Regions from separate parts of the Mus musculus genome. Here region 2 is linked to region 1. Evidence: chromatin contacts called from ENCODE POLR2A ChIA-PET data. All regions are on one chromosome and are shown on one strand. The core of a region is the stretch at or near the end of the contact, and the rest is flanking DNA. Distances in the headings are between cores, read along the strand shown. Region 1 overlaps Mthfd1l (methylenetetrahydrofolate dehydrogenase (NADP+ dependent) 1-like). Region 2 holds the start of Zbtb2 (zinc finger and BTB domain containing 2).

Region 1 (5,052 bases), core at 1,173-3,672:
GTGGAGTGTCTCACTGCAGCAAGGCACACAGAGCTGAAACCAAGAGATGTACAGGGGGAGCGGGGCTTGGATTAACAAGAGACATTGCATCGATGACCTGGTCGACTAAGAGGCTACCCAAGGGAAGCACAGGCAATGTGCTTCACCTGGGTGCAGCGAGAGGCAGGAATGATGTGTGCTTGCCAGAGAAATGGAGCATTCAGAGAACATGTATATTCTCATGGCACTCGCCCAAGCCTGCCCACTCTCTATCTCATCCTGGGCAAGCTTGGGAGCTGCAGTTGCTTTGTGTTCAGTGGAGAAACAGATATGTTTGGAAAATGAAAGGTGAATGTTGGGAGGTACAGACAGACATGGGTACTACACTACTGCCCACAATTGATTCTTGGGGAGGGAGTGCCCAGTCTCCACTGGAGGCTGACGTCACAATGGGCTCAGCACCTTAAACTCCCAGCCTACATCAAATTAAATGCTCAGCGATTCTCAGAGAAGGCAGCGCTACCAATTCTCTCAAGAGCAGTCTAGCGCATTTCCCATTCCCATTCAACCCAGTATTCGTGGCTGGCTAATTTAGCAGACACATACTCAGTTTATCTTGTAAACGGTTATGAAGTCCAGATTCTATCAGTTAAATTTCTCTGCACACTGCCGTCTGAGTTTTACAAAAGGGTATTTTCTTACAAGTTTATCTTTTCTTTCTCATTTATTCTTCCCACTGAGCCCTCCGACAGACTCTGAGGGTGGCCTATTACTTTTTTTTTTTTTTTTTGCAACATTAGCATTTTGGCTTTAATTTTATTTCATTTGCATAAATGTCCCCTGCTTCTGATTATAGGATTCTTGGCAAAGCCCGTGGGTAAGGAAGTGTGATAAAGAGGGACAGACTATGACAAATGCCGGAAGCACAAGATGACTTGACGGGTGTCTCTCAGGCGCTCGAGTGAACAAGGGTGTATTTTTGCTAACATTCCTATGCCTGAAATCCAAACCAAAACCCCCGGGAATGAAAACAAGGAGGCCAAACGTGGAGGTGGGAGAGAATGGAATCAGATCGTATCAATCGCTAGAGAAAACAATAAGTTGATAAAGCTGATTGCAGGCTGGGCAGAGAGCGGCTAAATATGCAGAAAGTAAAAGAACAAGGTTCAACTCTAGTCTGGGATTGTAGCTCAATGGGAGAAGGCTGGGCGAGCAAGTGTAAGGCTGCATTCCACCCATCACAGAAAGAGAAGCCTGCCACTCAGGAGGCATCATCTCTCCCCTCTCGCTCTTTCCATTTCCCCCACATTCCAGGTTGGCCTTGAACTCCCATTCTCTCCCACTCTTGCTCCTTAAGTGGTGGAATGTGCCACCACACACAGGTAACATGGGGACTGCTTTCATTTAAGTTAACTCTGGGTTTATGCAGAGAAGAATTTGGCTTTCATCTAGGGAGGAAAAGATTGAAACAAGGGGATGGGACCCAGATGACCTTTTGTAGCAGAAAGGCACTGGCCCGGTGAGTCACACAGCGCTTTCTCCTCTTGTTGGTCAATAGTTTTTGGAAACTGAGGACACCAGTCACCGTCCTCTCCCTTGGACATAGCATGCTGAATGGACAGGAAGGTCTCCTCTGTTTCTGGGCAGAACGTGGGATTTCCCTGAACGGAGGCACGCTGCCATGCAGGCAGAGGACCCCCTGTCAGTACACCACGTCAAGAGGAAGCTGCTGATGTAAGGGCCATGTCTGAGGGAAAGCAGGAAACTCTGATGTTAGATAGGGAAGCAAAACGTCACAAGGTAGGGAAGAGGAGGGAACTGCCAAGGGCTCAGCCAGGGGCCACAGGCCACACGGAGCTGCATCATTCCCAACTCAGGGTGTTACAGATGCCAGGAGCTAGGGGCACCACAGAGGGGAACGTGTTTTGTTGAAACTTTTGTGAAGCAGGCTGGGAGTTTCTCCACTGAACTATGGGGCAGGAGAGCAAGGGAGAGGGGTGTAGGTGATTTTGCAGGAAGTACATTGTGTGTGAGCTCCCCCGATGGACAACCTGGGCTGGTGGAGTTCACCGCTTTACTATGGTTTGTACGTCTCACTTAGAGCACGGCTTGGGGAGTGTTTGCTTTTCTCACTGTGTAAATAAAAGTCTATCTCTGGAAAATGGCACAAACTGTCCCTCCGATTGAAATCTACAAGGTCTGAATGACTTCACCTTCGCCGGTGGGCAGTGGAATTTAGAAAGCGCTTGGCTAACCATGCATCCTGAAGTGGAGGGGGTGGCGGGTGGGGATGCATCCCAGCAAGCTGACCTGAATCAGCGCAGCAGGCAGCTCTACATTCAGTACATACTTAGAGAGCAAGGAGGGAAAACAGAAGGAGTTCAACGGAACGTGAGAAAGAACAAACCGGCAATGCCTCTGGAGGGTGAGGCCGGGGCTTGCTGTGTTTACCCCGCAACCCCTGTACCGGGTCCAGTAAATCTCCACCCAGCGTCATCTGGGTATGACGTCACTGATTCCCCCATTGGCTCTGGCAGCTTCCTGCTTTCTGGGGGCCAGCTAGGGCAATGATGTCAGGGGTGCACCTGGTAGTGGTACGGTGTGGCCAGATCAGGTCACCCATAGGAGAGACAAAAGCCATAGCAAGTTGAAGCTGATTTTTTTTTTTTTCTTTTGAGACAGGGTTTCTCTGTATAGCCTTGGCTGTCCTGGAACTCACTTTTTAGACCAGGCTGGCCTCGAACCCAGAAATCTGCCTGCCTCTGCCTCCCTAGTGCTGGGATTAAAGGCGTAAGCCACCACAGCCCAGCACGAAGCTGATCTTCTAATCGTTTGTCCCGGAGACTTCCACTTTGGGGTAGGTCCACCTTGGCTCCTCCCCACAAGGAGAGAATAAAAAAGGAGTGTGCACATGCATACAGAATCATCTTTTAGGATCTTTTAAGGATTCTCCTTAGGCAGGTCGCCGAGGGAATGGACTAGAAGACAGAAGGAACCAGATGGACAGCCACTGCGTGTCACGGATGTCCCTGCCTCAGTGTATGCCTTCCTCATGAGTCTTTGAGACAGATTCCCAGCAACTCTTAGAGATACCCTATATGGTGCTAACTACCCCATAAATACCACTAGATGGCTTAATTTGTTCTGGATGAATTGTAAGATTGTTAAAGTCCAAGATTCCAGTCAAGATTATCATAAAATCCTCCAGCCCTGCCAGACGTGGTGGTGCACGCCTTTAAACCCAGCACTCAGGAGGTAGAGGCAGGCAGATTTCTGGGTTCGAGGCCAGCCTGGCCTACAAAGTGAGTTCCAGGACAGCCAAGGCTATACAGACAAACCCTGTCTCAAAAACAAAAACAAAAACCAAAAACCCAGCCCTGTATGTCATAAACCTGACTTAACAAAAAAAAAAAAAAAAAAAGAATTCAGTCTAGGCATAGTAACTCATACAACGGCAGCATTTAGAAGGCAGAGGAACTGTGAGCTCAAGACTAGCCTGGGATGTATAGGGAGACCCACCAACCAGCCACCAAGAAAGCCACCTAGAAAGAACTCCCACTGTAAATTCCTTCAGAGTCCTTTGTTCGAAGCCTCGATGTGATATCAAAGAAAAACAGTCACAGAAAAAGCCAACTTCAAATGGACATCTGTTAAGAATTCAAGCTTGGTTGGATACCTCTCCATGCTGTTTTGGAAATGTGTAACTGCTTAGGAAAGCTCTTTGAGAAGAAAGAAGTCCTTTGCCCCCGTCTCCACCCCAACACCGAGTGTAAGAAGAGCACGGGACTAATTAACAGGGAGAAATCTCTGGGTTTTCTCCCTTTTGCAAAAACAGGGAACACATTCAGACACACCACCTTCAGAGAACATGTCTCTTAGGGCCACTTCAGCTCCTTCCCCTTGCTTGAACGCAGCGCGCCGCTTGCAGAACATGACCAGCAGCCCAAACAGGCAAGACGGAGACATGGGGTCAGATCCCACACGCTGGGGAACTCTGATTCTCCTGAAAGTGTTTGGCCCAAGTTAAATATTGTTCTAAGTGCTTATGGTTTATCATTTCCCCATTTATCATATTTTTTATGTTATAAAAGTGATATACGCTACTTCACACTAAGGGTTTGGTGTGGTCTTTCTGGTCCTTTCTCTAAGGAATTTATGTTCCAACATTACTTCACATATATGGCTTACAGAGTAAATAATATTTCATGCCAAGTGATTAAAGAGGCTTTGTAAATAATTAAAGGCTGAACCAATGTGATAGGACAGAGAACACCTGATATATATATCACGAATCTCTTTCATCATGAGATTATTTTTTGAAAAGTTACACAGGCTCTTGGGTTTATTGGCTATTATAAATCACCAGCTCCAAGGAATAGAGTAGTTTATAAAATTTGAGGTTGGGAAAATTATAAGAAAGTATTTGCTCCTTCTGCCCCTGCTCAAAAAAAAAAAAATGCATTTGGCAAATGATTTCTTAGGAAAAGAGGCACTGAGGTGTGCACTATACCAGTTGACAATCTTTTATTATTTCGTAATTTTCAATAATATGTTGGGGAGAATATGTATATGTAATGTCATCCTAAAGAAGCAGGGGCACCCAGGAATACGTTCCTTAAATTCTTTTACAATAATTAATTTTGTGTATGGGTGTGTGCATGCATGTGTGGCATTCTGTGGACAATTTTTAGGAGCAGGGTCTTTCTTCCTACCATATGGGTCCTTGGGATTAAACTTGGGATGTTGTTAGACTTGGTAGCAAGCATCTCTATCCACTGAGCCATCTTGCCAGCCCAGGAATGCATTTTTACATAGGGACAAAGAAAGTGACTGTAGAAAAAATACTTGGCTACCCTCACACATCCAGAAAGTCTTCGGGATGGTGAGCCGAGGGGTTTCTATAAAAAAATCAATCGTGGGGAGGTGAAATGGGCCAGAGAAGCCTCCACACTAGCCATTAGAAAGTGTTAATCAGCACCAATTAAAGCAATTACCAAACAGAATGCGATGTGACAGCTCAGCCCCAAAAACACAGGCGACAGCTAGGCAAGGAAGGAAGTTCAGGTAGGTGTC
Region 2 (5,314 bases), core at 1,393-3,892, 280 kb before region 1:
TTCAAGGCCAGCTGGGTCTACACAGTCCATTCCAGGACGTTCAGGACCATACAGAAAGACCCCATCTCAAAGCACTAAAGGGCATGGCATGCCACATACACTCTGAAGTCCAACATGCAAAAGCATACCATTGTCCTAATTTAAGAGGTTACTCAACAGGACACCCTTCATGACATCTAGTGGAAGGCAGCACTGGATTCTAGTCACCTTTATGACCAAGCTCTTCCTGTTAACTTTTCTTACCAATGTCTAAAGGAAATTCTACCTCCAACCTTAGCACACACAATTCACCAAGTTTTCACCAAAACCATGGGTTTAAAGGGTAAGTACTGAACTACTAATTTTTTTGTTCACTGTCCCTGTCACACTGGAACTATTCTCTTCAAAACATGCAAATAAATGCCTGGTTTTATGGCAGTATCTCTGCACAACAGAAACCAAATCTTTAATCTACATACAAGACTCCACAGAATACTCATAACTTTTTTTTCCTGATAAATCCACTCAGATTGTTAGTATTGTTTAAAATAAAACTAGTTTGAGCTCCCAATTTACTAGATGTATTTTCAAAATACCAAATCAGCAATAAACTGACAAGTTTCTATCCAACTTGGGGCAGGCATGACTCTGTGTCAAGCAGACTTCCTAGAGAGGGAAGGAGTGTCCTTGGCATTGTCCTGGCCTGCACTAACTGATCCTTCTCTGCAAGGGCTGCTCTTCCCTAGCCTTCCCATGTGAACGCTTCCACTTAGACACGGTAGGAGAAAACACACGGAGCCCATACAGTCCCCTTAAGCTACTAAGCCACAATGGGGACTAAAAACCCAAATACCCTGCACATCTGGTGAGTCAAGCAGGCTGGCCTATGACTTCAAACTAGCTAGCAGCAAAACAGCCCAGTTCCAATCTGAGCAGCAGCTCCTATGGAGACCAAGATGCTCTAGACAACATATTGCTCCAGCAGGTCCTGAGGGAACAGGGATATGTGCTCTTAGCACAAGTCTTTAGAACCAGAGTAAGAGCTTACCACCAGGTTGTTTCTGTGAAACTGTTACAAAGTGCTGACAAACTATTCCTTAAGACTCAGAGAGATGGTATGTGGTACACCCTTATAATCTAATCCCAGCATCCCAAAGGAAATAGAATTGTGACAAGTTCCAAAGCAGCCAAGAGTTGCATAGCTTTTGACATTCTGTCTCAAAGACGTCCTTCCATCAAACCACCTTCACAAAGAACTCCACAATCTCAACTTGAAAGAACGAAGAACCTAAAAACCTTAACCATGACTCTCTCTACACAACAAATCACATTCATGTTGGTCTCTTTCTAAAGGAAATAGAGCATTCCAGTGTGAAGGACAGCACTGCTGTTTTACTGATAATGCCCTAGAACTCGCAGGTCACGGTCAGGACTCGTTTGTGGACGCAGACGTTTAAGCACTCTACAAGCCATTCATCTAGCTGATCAAAGGCTAGGAAAGTTCAAGGCAGGTATCCACGGGATCTGTTACTCACACTGGGCAACACTACAGCTACACAGATGTTTACATCCTCGAAGAAATTAGTCATCAGTAGGTGTACATACAACTGGATTGCTAAGCACACTCACTCGAGGTTTCTAGGACGCACAGTCAGTGTACAGCATTGTGCTAGGAGTCTGACTTTCAAAACCAAACGGGTTTGGCATCAAGGTCCTTACAGACTTCTGTGCTGGCAAGCCAAGTGTTAGCTGCCAGCACTTATTTACAAACAAGCGTAAAATCTAAGCTATGTAAAGTAAACCACTAACTCAAGCACGCAAAAGGGATAAAACTGTACTACCTGAAGCACAACTTCTAGCAAAAGGGAAACATAAAAGGTCAACTTTAAACCCTTAAGAAGGTTCAATCAGGGCATTCCAATTCCCCCGCCATGTTACCTGTTTCAGAATCTCCCTTTAACACACCCCACAGGATGGCAACTCTTGACTCTACTCCACTAGATCCTCAAGAGACCAAAAGTCAACCAGAGTATCGTCCTGTCCAAATGCACACAGCGCAAAGCACCACAAAGCTTAACGCGCAGGGAAGTATCCCACTCAATCCTAACGGAAACAGCTTAGCCTACAAGTCGCCTATGCAACGCAGCAAGCACCTCGACCTCGCAACACAGGACATGCAACGATAGCTACTTCTGTATGACTTTCAGCCAGCACCGATCAACAACAGCCCAACTCCGTATCTTCGGACGAATAGCTAACCCGGAGCAGTCCAAGGACAAAGGCAGAGAGAGCCAAGAGATGTCAAGCATCTCTTGACAGGAGAACGGGCATGCGTCTCCCTCTGCACCCCTGAAAAGACCGTCTGCAGCGGCAGGACTGGTCCTACCTAAACACTCTGTAAACAAGGGGGCCGGGCCGCCAGCCTCCGGGCCCGGCCGCTGAGAAGTTTCCTCGCCTCAGCTGCACATGGCTTGCAGAACTTTGGCTGGGGCCGCGAGCCCAGGCTGGGTGGAAGCCGCAGCGCCGAGCTGCAGGCGGCGGCAGCAGCGGCGGCGGCGGCGGCGACGGCGGCAGAGCAGCAGGAGGCGGAGGCGGGCGGGCAGGGGGGAGGGGAGCGGCTGGGGGGGCGGAGGGGCTCTTGCCGCCACTGCTCTCTCGCCGCCTCTCCCCCCCGGCGGGAGCCGCTCTCAGCCGCTTTGCACTAGTCGCTCCGCTCTCTCGGTCATGTGACCTTAACGTAACCGGACAGGAAAAGCCCCGCCGCCGCCGCCCGCCGCCGCGCCGGAGACACCGACCGCGGCGGCAGCAGCAAGCAGCAGCAGCAGCAGCAACGCGGGGCAGAGGCGGCGGCGGGGACAGTTAGGCCAGGCCGCCCGGCTCTGCCTCCCCTCTCACGCCCCGCCGCGGCCGCCCGCACCGGCGACAGGTAAGCGCGCACCGCCACCGCGTCCCGGGGCCCACGTGCCGCCCCCGGCCCGGGCTCCGGGAAGCAGCAGGGAGGGGCGGGAGCCGCCGGAGCTCGCAAACGGTTCCGGCAGCGGCCGTGGCAACAAAGGCGACGAATGACTCCCGGTCCCGGGGCTCCCGGCGAAGGCAGGCGGCGGGCCCTAGCGCGCGGGGCGCCGGGGCGGGGGCGGCCCCGGCGGGGCGGGGGCGGCGACGGCGCCAGGCGCCGGGGCCCTAGCCGCCTGACAAAACCATCCAGGCAGCCGGGCGGCGGCGAGTCGCGGCCGCTCCATCCGGGGCTTCGCAGGAGGGGGAGGGGACGGAAGCCGAGAGGGCGGGCGCAAGGGGAGGGGGCGCTCCGCGTTCCGGTCCTAGTCGCCGGTGTCTGCTGCCCGCCGCGGCCAAGGGCGTCCGGAGCGGGCGGCTGCCGGTGAGCGGTCCCGCGCCGGAGCCCCGCCAGGTGGGCCCATCAGGTGCGTACTCGGCCGTCGCCTCCCGCCGGGGTTGTTGTCTTCGCCGCCTCGGCGGCCAGGCCGCGAGCTGCGGAAGTGGGTTTGGGGGAGGGGAGGCAGCAGGGAGGGGGAGGGGAGGGATCCGGTCGGACCGGAGCAGGCCCGGCCTCTCTGGCGCGTCTCCCAGCTGCAGCGGCTCCTACAGCTGCTGTCGCTACTGCTACGGCTCCGCCTCCCGCTCGCGGGCGGGGGCGCGCACGCGCGCTTCCGGCCTCGGGTCTCGCGCTGTCTGAGGCTCTCGCGCGCGCTGCTCCCCTCCCCTCCCCCCTCCCGCCCCTCCACCACGCCCCTGGCGCCGGGGCCGTGGCGCCGGCCGGGGCGGTGCGCGCGCGAGGCGTAGGCGTCGGCATTGTGTTGGGCGCCGCGGGACTCGGGGCGCGGGCGCGCGGGCGCGGGCGCGGGCGCGAGCGTGCGGGGCCTAAGGGAGGGGCGAGCGAGCGAGCGAGCGGCGCGACCAGAGTGCGTTGCTCCCCCTCCCCTGGGCCCCTGGGGCGGACCCGGACGCCGCTCCGCCCGCTCCGCCCCCTCCCTTGCGGGGCGGGGCCAAGGCCTCCTGGGCGGGTCTTCGCTGCCTAGGGCTGCAGCCGGAGCGGTCGCGCCCTCCTCTGCCTGTTGGGCCAGGCTGGGAGAGTCTGTGCCGGGGAGTTAGGGGTTTGGGTTGCTGCAGGCGTTAAGCACAAGCTCCCAGACCGTTCGTTCACAGATCAGAGTGCATGCACAATTGAAAGCTGTGTAGGGTGCAAGCTTTCTGTTGCTTTTAGCTGGTAGTGGGTTATAAAGACTCCTGCAAATTAGATCCCGCAGCCGAGCAGTAAGAGGAAAAAATCTTGTGCCTGACAGGCTATTTGCTGCGAGAACTTCCCACCCAACTTCTCGAACAACTTAATCACACCTCGGGGAGTCTCTCTCCCAGTCAGTATTGTTCTTTCCCACCATCATCATACAATACCTTTGGCCCACTTAGCGCGAGCGCCTAGATTTTATTCATCTTCAGGGTGTATTGTTTTAATAAAATATGGCATAAAGAGAATTGATTTGCCGGGCGTGATGGCGCACGCCTTTGATTCCAGCACTTGGGAGGCAGGGGCAGGCGTATTTCTGAGTTCGAAGCCAGCCTGGTCTACAAAGTGAGTTCCAGGACAGCCAGGGCTACACAGAGAAACCCTGTCTCAAAAAGAGAGAGAGAGAGAGAGAGAGAGAGAGAGAGAGAGAGAGAGAGAGAGAGAGAGAGAGAGAGAGAGAGAGAATGGATTTGAGGCTATCGGAAGGGATGAACTCAATGTGTCTAAATGGTCTGTGTGTCCTTCGTGGTTGACACTGTCGGTATAGACCCTGACCACCAGACCAAGGCATTTGTACAACTAACATTTTATTCTGAGAGTCATGAAATTAGAATACATTTTGCAAGTGTGTTAGTCTTAGAGGCAGGCAGATCTCTGAGTTCGAAGCCAGCTTTGTCTACAGAATGAGTTTCAGGACTACAAACCCTGTTCAAAGAAGAAAAAAACCCTAGGACATTTTAATTCTCATTATTATGGTTTCTTACAAACAGAAAAAAAAATCAAATTTGGGGGTGGGGACATTCATAGTAACAGCTTTAGTTTGGTCAGGATATTTGAGACCTTGATAATTTTTAAGAATGTAAATTTTTTAAAGATTTATTTAATATCACACATAAGTACACTGTAGCTGTCTTCGAACACACCAGAAGAGGGCACCAGATCTCATTACGGGTAGTTGTGAGCCACCATGTGGTTGTGGGATTTGAACTCAGGACCTTCAGAAGACCATTCAGTGTTCTTAACCACTGAGCCATCTCTCCAGCCTGTAAATTCTTTTAAGCATGACATTGTTTCTCATTTAGTAAACTTGGGATT

What was found. ChIA-PET counts read pairs that join two places held with the same protein, here RNA polymerase II (POLR2A).
Region 2: POLR2A ChIA-PET joins it to region 1 with 12 read pairs in Patski. The contact joins the promoter of Zbtb2 here to the enhancer-like site in region 1. POLR2A ChIA-PET finds 5 or more read pairs at or near these places in 2 of 5 experiments (Patski and embryonic stem cell).

Annotation. Positions count from the first base shown.
Region 1 is chr10:4,108,644-4,113,695 of GRCm38, reverse strand. The region is part of intron 26 of Mthfd1l (methylenetetrahydrofolate dehydrogenase (NADP+ dependent) 1-like); the gene reads right to left. Among named protein-coding and RNA genes, the nearest start is that of Gm25515, 6.9 kb to the right of the region's middle. Within about 2 kb of position 2,422, at least 2 of the 3 ENCODE cell types and tissues checked have a DNase peak (open chromatin) inside an H3K27ac peak, as active enhancers do.
Region 2 is chr10:4,385,436-4,390,749 of GRCm38, reverse strand. It overlaps Zbtb2 (zinc finger and BTB domain containing 2), which reads left to right and starts at 2,642. Exons shown (of 3, transcript NM_001033466.3): 1 at 2,642-2,905.